Regions from separate parts of the Mus musculus genome. Here region 1 is linked to region 2. The links are chromatin loops, found by intact Hi-C in ENCODE. Cell type or tissue: left cerebral cortex. All regions are shown on one strand. Links, peaks and the distances in the headings refer to the core of each region. The heading gives the core; the rest is flanking DNA.

Evidence for each region. A loop is a pair of places that touch in the nucleus more often than their neighbours do. Peaks named below come from ENCODE experiments on the same cell type or tissue, not always from the same donor. Only the 100,000 strongest peaks of a DNase experiment are listed, where the experiment ranks them.
Region 1: it touches region 2 in a loop (3-fold over the local background); 7 of 42 quality-filtered maps call a loop at or near these places.

Annotation. Positions count from the first base shown.
Region 1 is chr1:74,855,413-74,865,499 of GRCm38, reverse strand. Cdk5r2 (cyclin-dependent kinase 5, regulatory subunit 2 (p39)) reads right to left here. Exons shown (of 1, transcript NM_009872.3): 1 at 7,768-10,087. The coding sequence ends at 9,293. All of the region lies in intron 2 of Gm16582 (predicted gene 16582), which reads right to left. Among named protein-coding and RNA genes, the nearest start is that of Cdk5r2, 5.4 kb to the right of the region's middle. In left cerebral cortex, for the core only: CTCF peaks have their summits at 3,495 (motif pointing right) and 5,338; DNase peaks (open chromatin) are centred at 7,700, 7,967, 8,459, 9,113 and 8 more places; H3K4me3 peaks cover 3,282 bases; H3K27ac peaks cover 3,903 bases.
Region 2 is chr1:74,803,432-74,813,218 of GRCm38, reverse strand. It overlaps Wnt10a (wingless-type MMTV integration site family, member 10A), which reads right to left. Exons shown (of 4, transcript NM_009518.2): 4 at 9,043-9,787. The coding sequence ends at 9,599. Among named protein-coding and RNA genes, the nearest start is that of n-TGgcc3, 8.5 kb to the left of the region's middle. In left cerebral cortex, for the core only: CTCF peaks have their summits at 4,039 (motif pointing left), 4,907 (motif pointing right) and 6,733; DNase peaks (open chromatin) are centred at 4,002, 4,901, 6,164 and 6,331; H3K4me3 peaks cover 1,326 bases; H3K27ac peaks cover 2,430 bases.

The DNA of each region.
Region 1 (10,087 bases), core at 1,271-9,270, 53 kb before region 2:
GATGATGAGGAGGAGGAGGAGGAGGAGGAGGATTGTAGTGGCTATTCCTGGTTGTCAACTTGACTATATTTGGAATGAGCTACAATCCAGAATTGGAAGGCTCACCAGTGACCCTTATCTGGAGGTTTAGAGATCCTTATCTGGATCTTGGTATGGAGATCTTGAGTCATAGTGGCTATGGATTCCAGAAGATCTCAGAAGTTGGTACTGGGAGTGGGGTATTGCTGTGATAGGCCTGACCATGCTTTTATTTGAAAGAATGTGGATTTTGGGACTTTGGATTTGGAAAGCAGTGGAATGCTTTAAATGGGGCTTAATGGGTCATCCTAGTAGGAATATGGAAGACTTTGTTGCTGGGAGTGATTTGAACTGTGTTGATCTGGCCCAAGAGATTTCAAAGGAGAAGAATTTCAGAATGTGGCATAAAGACTGGTTTTGTGATATTTTGGTGAAGAATGTGGCTACTTTTTGCCCTTGTCTGAAAAGTTTGCCTGAGGCTAAGGTGAAGAGACTTGGATTAATTGCATTGACAAAAGAAGTTTCAAAAAAGCCCAGCAGAGACTTTGTTCTCTGGTTAAGTCTTATGAAGAGAAGTTTGAACAAGCATAGCAAGCTTAGAAAGGAAAAATATAAAATATATGGTTCGAGTATTAAAGGGGTACCAGGAAGTGAAATGGAGTAAAATCTTTTGTTCTAGGAGATAACAGATTAAGGGAGTGGGACCTTGGGGCAAGATTCTACCCAGCTTAATTATATCCAGACATGGTAGTACACACCTTTAATCCCATGAGACAAGCATGCTGATCTCTGCATTCAAGGTCAATCTACAGAGCAAGAACTAGGATAGCCAAGCTTAGGCAGTGAAGGATTTAGAAAACATAAAGCTAGTGATAATGTAATAGTACAAGGGGGTCATGGTCTAATTCCTGTAAGCATCAGAACTCGGCAGCTTCAGCCATGTGGCTCTGGCTCTAGAGTTAAGAATGGAAGGAACTACTGGGAAAATTGATGCTGGTTAGCTGGAGCTAAGGAATTAGCAGTGATTAAGAAGAGACCAGCATCATTGAGGTGAAATCTTCTGGAAATTGTTTTCTGGGAGCACAAAGAAGCTGTGTTCCAGAGATACCCAAGGTTGTACCTCATGCTGCGGCTGGATTTGGTAATGTGTAAGAGTCTCTCAGGTGGTACTGCTTGTGAAGGAATGAAGGGATCATAGAGAGAAGCTGAGGCTTAGCACTGTGAGAGGCCAGGGAAGGCCATTGAAGAAGGTGAAGCCTCAGCTGTAGTTGATGGCCCAGGACTGAAGGGGTCATGCAAAGGATTTGAGGCTTGGCACCCTGAAGAGAGCCTATGAGAGGCTATTGGTGAAGCCTAGTTGAAGTAGAACACCCCAGTGTATTGGAGATGTCAGTATCATGGGATGATCACCAAGAACAGCAGCCGTAGTGGAGTGGATCAACCTGAGCTTAGAGTGCTACAGAAGGCAGAGCTGGAAAAGTGATGTCAGCCCTTAGGAGGAGTCCAAAAGATCAAGTGGAATCCCAGACACTGAAACAAGAAGCTGTAACATTGAAATTGCCTTGGAGACTCAAAGATGCCAGAGCCATGGGATACATGCTGAGGAAAGCTGCTAACAGGGAGTGGAACCAGCCCGGGAGAAAGCAGTTTGTTGCAGTCAACAAAGATGAAAAAGGAGTGGAGATCTGAAGACCACTTTGACATCAGCCATGGAGATGCAGAGTTTGGAGTTTGCCCAGCTGGTTCCCTGCCCTGCTTTGGGGATTAAAGTTAATTAAGTTGAATGAATCTCAGAAGAGACCTTGAACTTTGGACTTTTAACATTGTTGCGACTGCTATAGACTATGAGGACTTTGAAAGTTGGACTAAATGCATTTGGCATTATGCTATGTTTAAGTATGGCCCCCATAGACTCATGTTTTTGAACAAGTCTATGGGGACCAGGGAGTGGAATGTGATGGTTTGTATATCCTTGGACCAGGGGGTGGCACCATCTGAAGGTGTGGCCTTGTTGGAATAGGTGTGACCTGGTTGGAATGGATGTGTCACTGTGGGTGTGGGTATAAGATCCTCACCCTAGTTGCCTGGAAGTCAGTCTTCCACTAGCAGTCTTTGGATGAAGACATAGAACTCTCAGCTCCTCCTGCACCATGCCTGCCTGGATACTGACATGCTCCCACCTTGATGATAATGGACTGAACCTCTGAACCTGTAAGCCAGCCCCAATTAAATGTTGTTTTTTATAAGACTTGCCTTGGTCATGGTGTCTGCTCACAGCAATAAAACCCTAACTAAGACAATGATGATGATGATGATGGTGCCGCCATTATAAGGCATTTACTAGGAAATAAAAGACTTCAAAGTTGGAAAAACATGCTCTTAATTTGGAAAAAAATAGTATATTCCAACTCCCCCCCCATATAAAAATAAATTTCCTGGGCCTGGAGAGATGGCTCTGCAGCTAAGAGCAGTTGTAGCTCTTACAGAGGACCTGGGTTCAGTTCTCAGTATCTATATGGCTGTTTAAACCATCTGTAACTCCAGTTTCAGGGGATCTGGTACCGTCCTCTGGTCTCTGCACTAGGCACACTTATAGTAGGCAGAAGACTTATGCAAATAAAATAAAATTTAATAAAAGTCCCCACAAATAGATCAATTAATGAAACAAATATACTATAAGGAAACCAGAAAGAAAAGTCTTAAACTTAAATGCAAAAATTCAATGCTCAGGCAAGCAGTGGTGGTGTACACCTTTAATCCCAGCAATCGGGAGGCAGAGGCTGATAGATCCCTGAGTTCAAAACCAGCCTAGTCTACAGAGCTACCTCTAGGACAGTTAGGGCTACACAAAGAAACCCTATCCCAAAAACAAAAACAAAAGCAAAAACCTCAGTGTTCAAATATAGCATAAGAAGAGAGAAATCTGAACACCAAGGAGTTTCCCCTTCAGTTATGTTCTAAAGATGTATTTAGTCACAGGCTCACTGGCAATGGAAGAGAACACAGACTTGCTTTTGAAAGTTCATTTATTGGTTGCTCTAAGGCAGTAAGTGCTAAATGGATGTAGCCTGCTGGTGTTTATCACACCTAGGTAAAAGTTGCATATCAGCTCTCATTTATGTAGCGCCTATCACATCCCAGGTACTAAGCTACTTCTCTGACTAAAAAAAAAAAAAAAAAAGACAGGATATCACTGTATAGTCGTGGCTAACCTGGAGCTCACTCTGTGGCCTAGAACTCACAGAGCTCTACCTGCCTCTGTCTCTGCCTCCGGGATGTTAGCATTAAAGGTTTGAGTCACCAAGTCCAGCCTATATGCAAGTTTTTACTTTAATATTTACTACTATATATTAATTTCTTTTTCTAACTGTGCAGAATACTGATACCATTTACTGTGGTTATAATTTTATTTTATTATTTTGTATAGATGGATCTGTGGCCTGCATGTATATCTATGCATCACTGTGAATGCAGTGCCCCTGAAAACCAAAAGAGGGCATCAGATACCCTGGGACTAGAGTTACAAGACCACTGTGAGCTGGCATGTGTGGGCTGGTGATCCAACCCCAGTCTTCTGGAGGAGCAGCCATATCTATCAATCAACCTATCTACCTATCAATCTATCTATCTACCTATCAATCTATCTATCTATCTTTCTATCTATCTATCTATCTATCTATCTATCTATCTATCTATCTATCTATCTACTTATCTGTCTAGCTGAGACAAGGTTTTGCTATACAGTCTAAGGTGACTTCAAATTTATGATCACTCTGTCTCAGCTTCATGAGCACAGAACTCACAGTTGTGTACAGCCATGTCCAGCTAACTCATTTGTTTTAACTGAATAATGTAAAATTCAGTAAGTGGGGTATCTCAAAGTTTACTTAGCCCTGATTAACTATTGGTGAATATTTAAATAAAGTCCAACTTTTCTCTTTCCAGGGCATAATAAAGTAAAAAGAAAAGTTAAATACCTGTGATGTCTCTGTATTCCAAGTATTTCCCTAGCACCAATTCTCTAAGTTGAAACTCATGAGGGAAAAGTCTTAATGCTACTAGATATTTTTAATTACCTCCTCATGTAAGGCTGTATAGCATATTTCTTTGTATCTTTGATCAGATTTAGATATATTTGGAGGGTAAAGAATGAGTAATGGAGCTAGATGGTTGTGTGCCTTTAACCCAGCACTCGTGAGTCAGAGGGACGCAGATCTCTGAACTTGAGGCCAGCCTGGTCTACAGAGTAAGTCTCAGGACAGCCAGGGCTACACAGAGAAACCCTGTCTTGAAGAAACAAACAAACAAACAAACAAACCAAAGGTTGACCTGTTTCCCTCTTTATCTAAATGGCTACCCAGCTGTAAACAAACCACTTGCAGGCTCTCCTGGTCAATGAGTTCTAAGTGGTACTTTCACCCTATGCTGGACTCCAAACATTGCATAGTTTAGCTTTGTTTGGACTATCCTTTTCCCTCTACGGTACTGTCTATGCATGTACCAGTGCAATCTATTTTAGTAAGCCTTCTATACTCTCCTCCTCCCAGACCTTGACAGGATTTCCCTATGTAATCCAGGCTGTCCTTGAACCAGTGTGCTCCTGCCTTAGCCTCTGATGTGCTGAGATCACAGACATGCTATAGCTGACTTTAATTCACTCCTCTGAGGATTTCTTTGCTATTGTGTGGTTTCTCTGGGATAATATGTGTATGTGTGTGATTGTCTTCGAGTTAATGGTATCACTATGTTATGCAGGCTGGTCTGATCCTGTAGGTCAGCAGTTCTCAACCTGTGGTTGAGACTCATGGGTATCACATATCAGATATCCTGCATATCAGATATTTTCATTCCGATTCATAACAGTAGCAAAATGACAGTTATGAAGTAGCAATGAGATAATTTTATGGTTGTGGGTCACCCTCAGCCTCCCAAAATAGCTGTGAGCAACCATACTGTTCCTCCCATCCTTCTTTCCTTGGTGGAATGCCATGCATGAAGTTTATTTTGTAAAGAGATGCTTATTTCTCTAGTTATATTTTACATCATTATTCTTCTTGACTTTTAAGTTGCCATATATAAAATATACAGAGAGGGACTCATTTTAAGATTTATGGTCTTCATGCTAAATATTAACCACAGACAGCTGACTAAGAGGCGTGAAGAAACAGGGAGGGTACTCTTAAGAGAAACAGATGATTGTGGCAAATATCTCCACACAGAAAGAGATCTTAAGAGCAGCTGACTGGGAGTTGGGGTGGGGAGTTGAAAAGATGAGCCAGTGGTTAGGGATGCATCCCGTTCTAGAGGCCACTCACAGCAACTACAGGCCACTGTAACTCAGCACTCAAAAGGCAAAGACAAGACAACCAGAGGATTGCCCCACGTTCTAGACTAGCCTGGTCTACACTGAGTTCCTGGCCAGTCCTGGTTACATAGTGAGACCCTGAAAGGTAGGAAGAGAGAACAAAAAGGACTACGTGAAGCAGGAGGTACTTTAAGGTCACATCCTTGCACATAGCTTCCTTTATATTCTTTATAATCTGATAGTCTGACTCTAGTGTGGGGGCGTCATTTTGGGAGGCTCTCTGGCAGAGACCTTCCAGAAGAACCCATCTGAATGCCTGAGGCAGAGTCCCCATATGCAGAGGCCATAGGATATTCTCCTGGTTACTGCCAGATGCTCTGGTTGCTGGGCACCCTTGCTGGCAGGCAAAGGGGTTTCCATGACAACTCCCTCCCATATCTAGGAGTTTTTAACATTTCTCCTTTTCCAGAAAGTACTAAGGTATTCTGGGGACAGGCAAGCATGGCTCTCAGGACAGAGTGTTCTTTGCAATGTCCAGCAAGGGGGACACAGAAGGGGAGAGCACATATATGTATATAATTGAATGAACCTTCATCAGTATAAACACATTCATGTCTGCCTGGGTTAAAATATATGCCTCTGCCCCTGTATTGATGTATGCATCCAGCAAAGGGGTGCATCTCTTGTCAGCCACCTATTCATATTCACACAGCCCAACACACGGCCCTGTGCTCTGGTCCTTTGCAAGGGGAAGTGCTGAGTCATGGCTACAACTGGGCTTCTCTCTCCAAACCTCCATTTCCAGTTAGTCTACTCCTGGCCCTTCCGGGCTCTCCAGAGAGTTCTAGGCCCGTCTTTACCAACCTGGATGCATTTATCCCCAGGTTCAATCTCTGGCCGGAAAGAGAAGGCACTTTACTCTTTTGCATTTGCATTTCTCTCTCATTTTCGGTTTTTCCTTTTGGCTTCTCAGAAGACTGTTCTTCCTCTTTGCCCTCCACCCAGAAAAAACAGGACTCCTACCAAATGTAACCCAGAAAGCTAATTGTTCCAAGCAATCCTGATGATCATCTTCCAGAACCCCACCGCTAACTCTAATCGGATTATAGCAGTGTGTCCAGCTTTGGGATGTAACAGGGCAAGCTGACACCACTCAATGATGCTTTTCGCCCGTCTTCTCATCCGAGTTCTTCAGTGCCAGACCGTAGGTTCCAGGAGGCACGCGAAGGCGTCTACGTGTGCGTGCACACGCACACCGGTGCGAGCAGAAAGAAGATGCTGTGTCCATGAGTTCGGGGCAGCAGCTAGGCAGTGTTCCAAGGGCAGGATTTAAAAAAAAAATCTCTATCTGCTTTCGAGTCTCTTCCTCATCCCCTTTAGGCTGCTCTAACTCTGAAATTTCAATCAAGTCGCTAGTCTCACTAATTAGTTCCAAATTAAGAAAATCAGGATGCTTTCCCCACCCAAAGGTAAGCGAGTGGAAAGGTGGCCCCGCCCGCTCAGTCTGGTTACCATAGCGACAGCCGCGGAGTGACCCAAGTGATCTTCCTTCCCTCCTCCCAAATCCAGAGAGATGACGGCACCGCGTTGACTGCGCCAAATTCCAGCCAATGGGCGGCTGCTCCCGCCTTCCCTTCCGCTAGCTTTCCACACCCCCCACCCCCACCCCCCGGGAACTCGATTCACAAATCTGGGCCGAGGATTTCCGCCTCCAGGCTGGGTGCTAGGGCTGTGGGTACAGGCCAGGTGAAAGCCAAGTCCTGTCCTCCGAGGAGGGCAAGGGGGAGGCAACATTCCTGGTTCTCCGGCAAGACTTCTGTAACTTGTCGCCAGAATAGCTTACACCCCACCCTTGAATTATTCAGATCTGTGGCTGAGTCCCCCTCTGGCAGCTAGTGCAAGCCCCCACCCTGCAGGAACGCGCCCTTCAGCACCACGGACAGCGAATCGAGCCCTCTCCTTTGCCGGCCCCTCCCGGAATTCTTTCTGGATCTTCGTGGCCACGGTGGCGACCAGGTTCGCAACCGCAAACATTCTGCCTGCAGTCAGTCCTTCTTTAGCGGACGCAACACTAAATGTGCTGTTTTGCTGTCTAACTAAGAGGACAGTGGGGACTAAGCAGAGATTTGGAGCCAATTAGCTAAATTCCCCCCCCCCCTTTTTTTTCAGTTGGAAAAGGCTTTCGTTTCCCCTTTTGTTTCCGCCAATAATTGCACTTCTCTGGTGGTCAAGGGTCAAGGTCTGAGTCCCAAGCAGGAATGGGTCTGCAAAGACTGCTCTGGGTGGGCCTGTGACTAAAGCAGCCTCACGGGGTGGGGGTGGTACTCATATCCCAACTGAGAGAGGTAAGCACAGGCTTAGTCAGGCCTGACTAGACTCCTGACTCAATCAATATATGGTGGGAAGAACGGAAAGAAATAAAAACATCATGGCTAGCCAGTTCTGTCTCAAGGGTCACCTCACAGAAAGGGAGACTTCTGTCTCTTTATCATTTGTCCTTAAGTAGCCTGAGTATTAATAAGGAGGTAGGGCAGACAAGATGGAGGCCGGAATTGGGAGGTAAGTTCAGCCTCAACCCTTGGCTTATGATGCTTTACTGTAAAATGAAAGCCAGTGTGGGCAGGTAGCAGGTTACAGATCTCAGGGACCTGACTTTCCCTCCTACCCTACCCCTAACAGTTTCACTCCTACGCCCATTCCTTTCCACCCTCCGGGAACCCAAAAAGAGGCCGGCGCGAAACCATCTGTAGGCGCTTCCAGCGCTTTATAGTTCGCTCCAGGACAGACGGACAGACAGATAGTGCGGCCTGCGCCGTCGGCCCGCATCATTGGCACCTTGGACAAGGCCCCAGGCCCGACCCAGTCCCTGGTACTCTTCCCAGGACGATTCCGGTCCCGCCCAGCTCAGCACCTCGGACAATTCCCTGCCCAGCCCCCTCCCCACCCACCCACCCTCCTGAAACAGCGAAATAAATTAAAGTGTGAGGAGGGGATATAACAAGAAATCTAAAGATAAGGAAGAGGACGCCCCTCCCCCAGATAAGAAGAGTTTTCTTTCTCTTTCTATCCATCCACAGAGAAGACACCACCGCTGCAAGCGGGGTAGTCTACCAGGTTGGATCTTGCCCTCAAATCTCAGCCTCCTAAATGAAGGCAGCAGCCCTTTCCTCCTCAACTCCCAGCATGCAACACGTTGGAAAAGGTGGGGAGAGGCCGTGGGGGTGAAGGAAAGGATCACCCTGATCTTTGCCTGGACAACTGAGACTGCAGTTTCCTGTCCAGTCTATCCAAATTTAAAAAACAAAAACCAAAAAACTAAGGATCTGGGGAAAGGAGTGTAGAGTCTTGGGGATCGGTTGGTGGGGGGTGGGGGGTTGCAGGACGACACAAGCAGAGAGAGGGAAGGCAGACAGGAGGGATGGAGGTGACATGACCGGAGGAAGGAAGAGGAACAAGAAGGGTACACGGAAACATAGGTGCTGGAGAAGCGGGGACCGCAGTGGGGTACCATCAGGCTCGGGGTAAGGTAGAAAAGGGTAAAGCCCAGGGAATGCCAATGGACAGGCGGGGGCGGGGGCGGGGGCTGCAGACAGGAGGTAAGACGAAGACACAGAAAGGTGAGGGACTGGACAAAACCCAGGGTGGTGGACTTTGAGATGCCCACAGCAGGAAAGAGGGAGACCAGGGCAGAAATGGAAAGATGGAGGCGCAGACAGACGGAAAGGGTGAACGAAGTTGGGGGTGCACTTCCCGCGATCATCCCCCACGCCCACCCCACGCCCAGTAAATCCAGACACCGCGGCCTCTGGCGTCCTAGCCTCCACCTTCCCCTGTGGGGCAGGGGCGGCTCCTCCTCGGCCCAGCCTGGGCATAGAGCAGCGGTAATAGCGACGGTGGCTTGATGGTCCCGGGGTTTCCGGGTGTGTGTGAGGGGCTGGGGCGGGGGGCGGGCGCGGCCCCTGGGAATCCCTAGCGGTCCAAGTTCATAGTCCAGTGCTTGGCTCCGGTCGCGCAGCTGTCCCTGGCGCTCGAGGAGGAGGTGGTGGACGCGCTGCTTCCGCTCGGTGGACCCCCGGTGCTCGCCGCGGCCTCGCCCTCGTTCTTGAGGTCTTGAAAGACTTGCGTGAAGAAGTGGGGGTCGGCGTTGAGTCGCAGCATCTGCGGGCTGAGCCGCTGGATGAGGCGCAGGCAGCGCTGCCAGAAGCGCTCCTTGTCGGGCTCCACGAGGAACGGCTTGAGCGGGTAGGAGATCTCGTTGCCCATGTAGGAGTAGGCGAGGTAGAGGCAGGTGAGGAAGGCGGCCTGCAGTTCCGCGGCCGACGCCAGCTCGTCCCCACGAAGCGACTCCCGGCACAGCAGGTACACGAACACCAGGTTGGCGGGGGTAATGAAGGCCTGGTCTTGCCAGCCCTGCAGCAGCAGCGAGCGGTCCACGCCGCGGAACCAGCCCACCAGCTCGCCGGGGCTCAGCTCCTTGAGGCGGTAGCAGCGTCGGCACACGAAGTCGCCGAGGCAGCGGAGCAGCTCGCCGGTAGACGCCTGCACGATGACCCGCCGCGGCGAGCCTCCGGGCGCCGGCGGTGCCGCCTGCGGGGCTGGGGGTGGCGGCGGCGGCGGCTTTCCCCCGCCTGAGCCTGGTGGAGGGGCGGCTGCGCTGCCCCCCGACGGGGGCTCGCAGGTGGCAGCGGTCGTGGGCACCGTGGGCACCGGCACGGCCAGGGGCTTGGCTGTTCCGCCACCGTCGGGGCCGTCGCGGCCCTTGCG
Region 2 (9,787 bases), core at 1,788-9,787:
CAGTAGCTGTAGCTGTAGCTGTAGCTGTATCTGTAGCTGTAGCAGTAGCAGTAGCAGTAGCAGTAGCAGTAGCAGTAGCAGTAGCAGTAGCAGTAGCAGTAGCAGTAGCAGTAGCAGTAGCAGTAGCAGTAGCAGTAGCAGTAGCAGTAGCAGTAGCAGTAGCTAAGGCTGTAGCTGTAGCTGTAGCTGTTTGAGGACTCAGCCAGTACAGCCTGCTACCCGTCTCCTTCTGAGACTGGACTTGGTTGAAGTCAGGTGCCTAATTTTTTTTCAGCCCCTACCTACTCTCAAGATTGACTTGTTTGTTTGCTTGTTTCTAAGACATTTTCAGGGCTGGGGAGATGAATCAATGGTTAAGAGCACTGGCTGCTCTTCCAGAGGACCTGGGTTCAATGCTCATTACTCATATAGTACCTCACAACTGCCTGTAACTCCGGTTCTAGGGAATCCAACACCCTTACACAGCTACGCAAAATACCAATGCATGTAAAAATTAAAAAAATAAATAAATCAGTGAATAAAAGAAAGACGTTCTCATCTGCTCCAAGATGACCTTGAACTTCTGGTCCTCCTATTGCAGCCTCCCAGGTCCTAGTGTTACAGACATGTACCATTATACATAGTTTTATGTGATGCTAGGAGTCAAAAACCAGGTCTTCTACTGCGCAGGCACTCTACCAACTGAAATACAGCTCTGGGCCACAAGGCTGGTTCTTGAGGCCTCCTGTCAACACTGGGAGTTACTCAATATCATTCAGGAAATTCTTCTTCCTTGTAAGTGAATCAGGCTCCATTTCTGTTGTCTGCAATTAAGAGCCTTAATTAGTACAAAGATCCATTGAAAGCTTCAGTGGGGGAAATTGTATGCACATTATGTAAGAGGAAACTAGAAGGCTCTAATGGCAATGGATTGAAGAGAGAGAAGAGAACAAGGTCGTTGTAAGGTCTGAGAGGTTCGGAGGGCACAGACTCGGGAGCAGGATGCCCGTCGGTGTGAATATGGAAAGAAAATAAGCAGGTGAATCCACAGAGACAGCAACTGTGAGGCTGAGTGGTGGGAAGATGACGTTACAAGAGAACAAAAGTCATTTACAGAGAGCCGGCTTAAAGGGGACAGGCCCTCATTGACTCAGCAAATATTAAGTGTCTGTTGTATACCAGGGGCTGAGAGGCATCCAAAAGAAGAATAGCCTTGAAAAAGAAGGACTCAGTTCTTTGATGAACAAATGCATAGCTAAATAATGAATCTACATTATTAAAGCTTGCTTTGGAGTGCTATACACCCACCCATCAAAATGCATCTAGCTGGCGGTAGAATTTCAGAAAAGATCTTATGAAGTACAGCTGGGCCAAAGACAGAGAGATTAGCAGTCATTTCCATAGATGTTCATTTATTCATTCATTCAGCCATATTTATTGAGCATCTACTATGTACTCAATTCCATCCCTTGTATTAGAAACACAGAGCTGGGGCTGGAGAGATGACTCAGTGTTTAAGAGCACTGACTGCTCTTTAAGAGATCCTGAGTTCAATTCCCAGCAACAACTTGGTGGCTCACAACCACCTATAATGGGAGGCGATGCCCTCTTCTTGTGTGTGTGAAGACAGCTACATTGTACTCACATAAGTAAAATTTAACTAAAATAACTTACTTCATTTTAAAAAATAAAGAAAAGAAACACAGAACCTACACATACATCCACACACATGCACGCGTGCACTCGTGCGCACACAGGAGCAAAAGTGAGTCTGAACTTTTGTGGAGTTATTGGGATAGAGAGAGAGGAACACAATAGACAGTTACCTGTGGTGGACTTGATGTGAAATGCAGGCCCCTGTGACTCCAGGGTTTTCAACACAAAGATCTGAAAGGATGGATGTCACTTCCCAAATGGAAAGGATTCAGGAATTTCCCTAAAGCTCCGAAAGGGAGTGGGATCATTTCCAGCCTCTGCACTGTTTCTTTTTGAATCATTTCATTCAAAAGTCATGACATAGGTAGAGCCAAAGGATGTGTGGCATCCCTGCTATAAGCACAAAGGGGACTACGGAAGAGCAGAGGTTCTGGAAGCCCAGCACAGAGGGTGATAACACCTGTAAGGGGAGTGGATGAAGTGGTGGTAGCAAGAAGAGAGAAAGAAATACAAAAGAAAAAAGAGAGAAAGTAGCCGGGTGTGGTGGCACACGCCTTTAATCCTAGCACTCGGGAGGCAGAGGCAGGTGGATTTCTGAGTTCGAGGCCAGCCTGGTCTACAAAGTGAGTTCAGGACAGCCAGGGCTACACAGAGAAACCCTGTCTTGAAAAACAAAAACAAAACCAGAGAGAGAGAGAGAGAGAGAGAGAGAGAGAGAGAGAGAGAGAGAGAGAGAGAGAACTGTGTCTTGTGAGGGAACTAAAGGTGAGACCATTGGTTTTCTACGTGGGTCAGTGTTGACCAATAGATCGTATGGCTGGAGAGATGAGAGACTGACCAGCACAAAGATAGCTGTTTATAGGATAAAACGTATTTCCTATTACTGTCCACTGGGAGTTCTGGAGGCAGTGGTACCCCAAGAACAGTGAGCTTATCTAGAATGCAATATCAGTTTCCACATTTAATCTTCCATCAAGAGGAAAACAAACAAACAAAAAAAAAGGTTGCTTGTCAAAATGACTGGTGTTGAGGCTGGGGTGGAGAAAATACTAAGCCATAAAATAAGGAAGTACTCAGTAAATTCACAGAGACAGAAACTAGCTTGGCAGCTGGAGCAACTCGAGGGAATTTTAAGCATCAGAATAAATAATAGGGCAATGAGGGAAAGATTTAACATCTGTAGTATTGTTGCCAAAGATGCATAACCCACATCTAATCATGAAGAAACAGCAGACAAATCCACATGGAGGAATGTTCTACAATGCAACCGGTCTGTAATCTTCTCAATTGTCCCGGGTGTGAAAGTAAAGCATTGTAATTGTGTCAGATGGAAAGACAGAATCCAATGGGGTGAATAATTCAAAGCTGGAGCCTTTTGTTACAAAAGACAGCACTGGCCCAAATGACGAAAGTCTGACAAGCATTGGTGTCAATCGGGCTGCATTGGTACTACGAGGCAAGCTTCCTGATTGAGAGCATCATGCCGTGTTAGAAGGAGAATGTCTATTTGAAGAACTCATGTCCTAAAGCACTAGGGATAACAACAGGGTTACATCTGCAACTTACTCATGTGGTTCAACAAAGGCGTGTGTTCTCTGTACAACTAGTCTAACCTTTCTGTATCTTTCTATCGGTTTCCAAAGGCAAACATAGGGCTGGCCGTGTAGCTCAGTGGTAGATCCTTGCCTAGTATTTGTGAATTCAGTCCCCAGTATCTGGAGTGCAAGCAAGCAGAGAAGAGTAAACCATCCCTGAGACAGAGAAGAGTGAGAGGAAAACCAGGCCAGAGGATGTCCAAAAACACATAAAGTGTCACGAGAGAAGGCAGCAGATGCACACGGTGCGAAGAGTGAGTAGACTGAAGAACAAGAAGAAAGCATGAGGCCTTTAACCAGTTTTCTGTGTTGCTCCTTGTGACAACATCTTCATAGAGGAAAATGATTATTCTGTCACCCACAGACAACAGTGGAGACATCAGACTTAAGGACTGTCTTATTTTTTATTCCCGTAAAGAGGAACCATGACTACGGCAACTTTTATAAAGGAGGCCGTGTAATTGGGGCTGATTTACACTTCAGGAAGACATGGTGCTGGAGAGATAGCTGAGAGTACCATATTCAGATCTATAGGAAGGGTGGCTGGGGCAGACAGAGGCAGAGACACAGAGAGACAGAAAGACAGGTGCGAGGATAAACGTATAAATATAACCGAGTCCATTGAGTGTTGCGTGTATGTATTTTTTTTTTTTAGGGCTGACCAGAAGTAATAACACAGTGTGGAGCTGGTGGTTAGGAGCAAGAGCTTCTCTTCCAAGATCTGGGCTTAGGTCCAGCACTCACGTTGCTGCAGTTAACAGCTGCCTCCGACTCCAGTTTCAGGGGACCGACGCCCTCTTCTGGCCTCTGTGGGCCATTACACATACAGTTGTTATACACCTCTGTTTTTTAAAATAAGGTTCTCTATGTAGCCTTGGCTGGGCTAGAACTAGATATTTAGACTAGGCTAGCCGCAAACACATAGATATCTAACTGCCTCCTTCTCGAGAGTGTTTTAAACCTTTTCAAAAAAAAATAGTGTGATGCCCACTTTTGGACCAAAATATTCACGTATGGAATCATTACGATGACAAAGTCAAATAGGCTCATTTTAAACAAATGAAAACTGCTGATAGACGGTGAACAAATTTTAAACCACCTATAATCCCTCAACCGAAATAATTCAGCTCTTGGATGCCTGTCCGATTTCTTACATTAAAGGGAGACCCTGTCTCGTGCTATTTTTTGTTAAGGTACCCTTCCCCAGTGTAGAGCAAATACTAAATTACTGAATCAGCCGCTAAATAGACTTCAACTACTTCATTTAAAGGACAGAGCAAGGAATTCCATTGAACAAATATGCCGTTAAATTTAGGACTTTTACAGTAAGCTCGGGAAGGCTGGGGGTGGGGAGTAATCGTGGGGCGTGGAAAGACAGGTCTCACATCCTGAAGTCAGAGCTTGCCACCTTGTGAGGTTCAGAGAAGCTAGGTCACTGGGCTGGGTTTTAGGCACACACACAGGCAGAACAGAGGGTCAGTGAGATCGTGTCGGGCAGAAAGCAAAGAGCCTGCATGGCAGGATTTTTGGAGCGACGCGAGTCAGAATGTGTTGGGTTTCCAGCAGGCAAAGGAATGAGTGGAATCCGAGACCCATGCATCATGAGCAGAAACCCTGGACACTGCGCAGAAGCGCACAGCACAGGCCCGAAAGCTGATGCTTCTCCAATCCTCACCAACAGAGGGCGCCATGTCCTCAGTAGTTTATGGTGGGCGGTTCCCAGCTGCCAACCAGATGTGAGAAGCTGGACTGCGGGAGGCGCGAAGCTTTACTGGAGCCCCTGCAGACTAGCCCGCGGGATAGAGAGAGAAAGAACGGCAGGGGACAGGGTGGTGGCAGAACGCTCCAATGGATTCTATGCATACTCCCTGATTGTTTTCCTTTGCTGGACAGAAAGAGGGAACCCTTATGCCCAAAGAGGGCGCCGTTTTGTGTCTTCCACAAAACATCAGTTACAAGCTGGCGGCTGCCCTGTGGTTGGCTCAGCAAAACCAAGCTGGGTCCATTGGTCAGGGCGTGGGGCCAGGAGAGACCCACGCGGCAGCCTGCGGTGGAAAAGAGAATAGGCCGCAGGGGCCTTGAACTTTTTGAGTACACACAGCCTTGGATCCCAGACGTTGCAACACACACACACACGCACACGTGCGCGCGCGGGTGTAGCCTGACGTTTCAGATGAGGACCCTGGGGTCAAGGACACCCCCAGGATCTCATCCTCTTGATGTGCCTGCTGTTCCCTACTCCCAGGATTCCCGGGGTCTCCAAGACAACCCTGCTGTGCAAAGCTGTAATTGGCAGCGGACTGGGCCAGGCGGAGGCTGGGCGGGTGGCACAGAGGCGGGCGGGGGGCTTAATTGCAGGGCAATGGCTAGAAGTCTGGGCTTCAGTGCTACTGGGAGTGGAGTGGGACAGGTCTCTTAGCTCCACAGGCCCGACCAGGAATAGCCAAGTGGGGTTTGGTTGATTATTGGAAGCTCCTTCCTTGGAAACAGAGGCCTCGGGGCTTTGAACCCCAAGAAGGGTTCAACAGCAGGAGGAGGACACCTCAGAAGAGCTGGAGTAGGGGAGAGGACAGATTCCAAACTCCCCACCCCAACCTCAGAAACCCTGGTTCATCTTGTCCGAGACTCCTCCCTTGTTCTGACCATCCTCTGCTCCCCTTTCTGCCGCCCCCGTCACCCCCCTTCTCATGTCCCCAGGGCGCTCCCACCCTGGGGAAGAATGTGCCCTTCTGGCTCACCCTTGCCATGGTAACGGCACACCCCCACCCCCGCGCACCACAGCAGCGGGGCCTGGCCCTGCGGGCGGCGTGTAAAGGCAAGGGGGGGGGGGAGGACACACATCTCCCAGGCCCGCGGACACACCTCGGCTGCCCTGGTTGCCACGGCAACCGGGGGCGTTGCGGAGTGCGCAGTCTCGAAACAGCAAAGGATTCTCTCCGGTACCCCTTACTCTTCTAATTCGCTCTGGACAGGATCCAGAGAGGGATTCTGGGGTGCCCCAGGTTCTGTCCTCAAGCAACTCAAGCCTTTTCAGAAAGAAAAGGCAGTCTAAGGGCCCCAGAGAACCTAGCACCTGAACAGGGATCTCCCTGTCGCCAGCCTGTCCCCCTCCCCCAGCAGAACCCAAGGCGGGCGCTGACAGCAGGAAGCTGGGAAGGACCGGGAGGTACGCAGGCCCCACAGTGGAGCTGTGATTACAGGGACCTGTCCCTCCCGCCCCCGGCTCCCACTCTCATTAAGTCATTTTTTCCCCTGTTGGAAAGTCCCCGTGCCTTGAGCACAAGGGATGGGGCGACCGCAGGCAGCTGCCGGCAACCACATGAGAGGGGGGGTGGGAAGGGAGGAGGGGGGCTGCGATTGGAGCCTGGCCACTCTCCAGGGTGGAAGGCCCCCTACCGGAGGCGAGCTGGGGGAGCATTAATTCAGAGAAAGATAGAAGGACCTCCGGAATGATGGCCTTGACCTTGCTTCTCGCCCAGGAACTCTACAGCTGGCAAGCCTACCACTGAATGCCCTGCCCCTTTAAGCCCCCTGGCGGCTGGAAAGCCAGATGCCTGGGTCCTCATCCCATTCCAGCCGTTTCTCCCTGACCTCTAACCCCAGCACTGCGTCCATCAGTACATGGCCCCATTTGCTGTTAGTTCCTACCTCCCTCCTTTCCCGACATTAGACCTCAGTTCTGCCTTTGAAAAAAATAATCTAATGTCCCTCGGGTCGAAAGTGCACAGGAACCAGGGAGGTCTTTTCTTCCTTGGAAGGATCCCTGGTCACTTTCTGTTCCCATTCCAATTTTCATGGCGGGTGACTTCCGAGCTCTCCAGCCCACCTTCGCCCTAAACTTGCATTAAATTCATGATCCCATTGTTGTTTCCGACCAGTAGGTTGTTCCCGCTGTAGGCTCCAGCCAGTGTGCCTAAGCACAGCACCCACCCTCCCACCTGCATCATCTTTTCCTTCTTGTAAGGCCTCCCATAGACCACTCTGCTATTATGGGGCCCAGCCTTGTGGTCCAGATCAGGGAGGCTGTGTGGTGGTGGCTTAGGGAAACAATAACTTTGTCCCTTTCCCAACTTTACAGGTCACACTAGCATATATCAGACCACTGATTCTGACCACTGGAGTCCCATTGAGGCTCAGTGTCCAGTCCCCTGCCCCCACTCCACCCTAGGTAGCATATTCGGCAGTGTGCAATTTCCTCCTTATTCCCAAACTCCATCCTATAACTCACTTCCCCAAGCTCTGAAAGGCAGAGGAGGTCAAAGCTAATGCAGTAGTGAGTGCTGCTAGGGGCGGGGCTCTCCTTTTACCCTCCAATCCCCCAGCATACCTCTTCCTCCCTAGGATGGGAGGGAAGAAGGGGGGAACCCGGCCCCTAGAGTTCTCTCCAGGATGAACAAGAGGAAAGGAATGAGGCAGGTGTGTCTGTCTGTTCCTGCCTACCCCTCCTCCCTCCCCTCGGAGACTCTCACCCACCTGCCTGTGGGACTGTTTGGGGGGTGGGGTGGGGAGACAAACCCAAGTCTCTACTGAGGTGACAGAACTGGAGAGAGCCCTACACCTTGGGCTTGCCCAGGGGCTACTAAAATGCCACAGTCACCCAGCAGGGAGCTGAGAGCAAGTGGGTCCAGTCTTCCATCTGGAGAGCAAACAGAGATGTATGGTTTCAGAGTCACCCCCTCAAGGGATAGGAGCAAGGAAACGTTGGGTGGGGGTTGGGTCTCTGTGCAAACTGGCCTTTGGAACAAGACTCGGTCTGAGCTTGGTTTATCAAGATGGATGCCACTAGGCGATACATGGAGACATCTATTAAGTGAAGGAGCTGAGCAATAGGCCTGGATGAGGTAGATAAACCTGTGTAAATCAGATCCTGGGGGCTCTGTTCTAGAAAGTCATCAGGCTTGAACCACAGGGAATACAAGCGTCCTAGTAGAAACATAAGAACCTAAGATGGTGGGGGGGGGGGTGTTCACCTGCTAACTGACATCTTCAGCTGAGGCTCTGGGGGAATGAGGGGCTCAGGATGGCTTCCTATGCACCCCTAGCTTTCCTGCCTAGACTCCAGAGCCCAGCTCCAGACGGTGAGTCTGCCACCACCCTATTCCCAGCCGCACCTCCTGGCCCCACCTGCTCCCTGGGGCGCTGGCTGGGTTGAGCTGAGTCTTGCCCGGGATTGCTTCCCTCAGAGTGCCTCCTGTCTCTGCCATCGGTTGCTGCTGGGCACAGCCACTCGTCCTGGCTTGTGGCAAAGGGCTCAGGTACAAAGTGGGCGGTTAGAATTCTGGCACTGAGGACTCTGGATCTCTGGGTCCTTCTAGACATCCCTACTGCTGTCATCCAAGCTCAGGCCTCAGCTAGGTATTAGCCGTGGTCCCCATAACCATAACGTTCTTTCTGACTATCATCCTTTTGGCCAGACCCCCACTCGTGTGGGAACCAGAGCACAACTGGTGTCTGCTTAAGAGTCTCTGCAGATTCCTCTTTAATAAAACCCAGTTCTTATGGCTACCCCATCCTCTGGTCGCTCTGATCAGCCCTTGAGTTTTATACTCCAAACACAGAAGCTGCTCTGCTGATCCTTCAGCAAGTGTAGGTCTCTCTCCCCTCAGAGTTATGGGTCTGGAAAGCCCTTCCCCACCTCCCTATGGCTCTCTCTCACCCTGCAGGTCACAGCTTGTCTATCACAATTCAGAAGTCTTCCTGGCTGACAGTTTTAGCGGGAAGGGGGAAGGGCTCTATTTCCCACAAATCAAAGTATACAAGGGGTCCTGATTAATTTTCCCCATAACCCATAACATTGCCTGGAATAACCTTGTTTGTGTGTTTACTGGTTTATTGTCCATGTCCCTTAATCAGCCTGTAGACTCCGGAGCTTCTTTTTCCCCAGAGAGTGTCTCAAAGAGAGCGCAAAAATAAATATCTGTTAAGTGAAAGACAGGAGCAGAGGTCTGGAGCCCTTAGAGTCACTTCAGCCCGATGACGGCCATTTCTGCCTTTTAGTTTTCTTCCCCGGTGCCCATCAGCTTCAGTGCATTGCCTATCACTCCTGGGGAAGGGAAGAAGAGATGACAGGAGGTAGGCATGCCAGGCTGGGCTGCTTTGGTGACCTGTCCTAGGGTGTGGAACAGTCTCCACTATCACCCCCAGCTGTCTGAGCTAGGAACAGAAAGAGGGGAACCTACAGAGGTGAGCGGAGGAATGTCAATCAGATCTGGACTGTCTGGTGATTGTAGACCCTCGGGGCTGTAAGAGCCAACCACCTCTCTCAGGAGCCAAGGCTGCTGCTTGCTGCCTGGCTCAGATCCGCTAGCGGCAGAAGCCAGGCACCAAGAGGACAACCATTCTTGAGACCCAGAGGAGCTTGGGTCTGCTCACTTGCAGACGCTGACCCACTCGGTGATGCGGCATTCTTCGCAGACCACGAAGCAGCACCAGTGGAACCGGCAGTGGCAGCGCTCGCTGCGCGTCTGGCGCAGAATGTTGTGGCCGCGGCCACAGCACATGCTGCCGCAGCCATCGGGACCCGTGCTGCTCTTATTGCACAGGCGGCCCACAGTGCC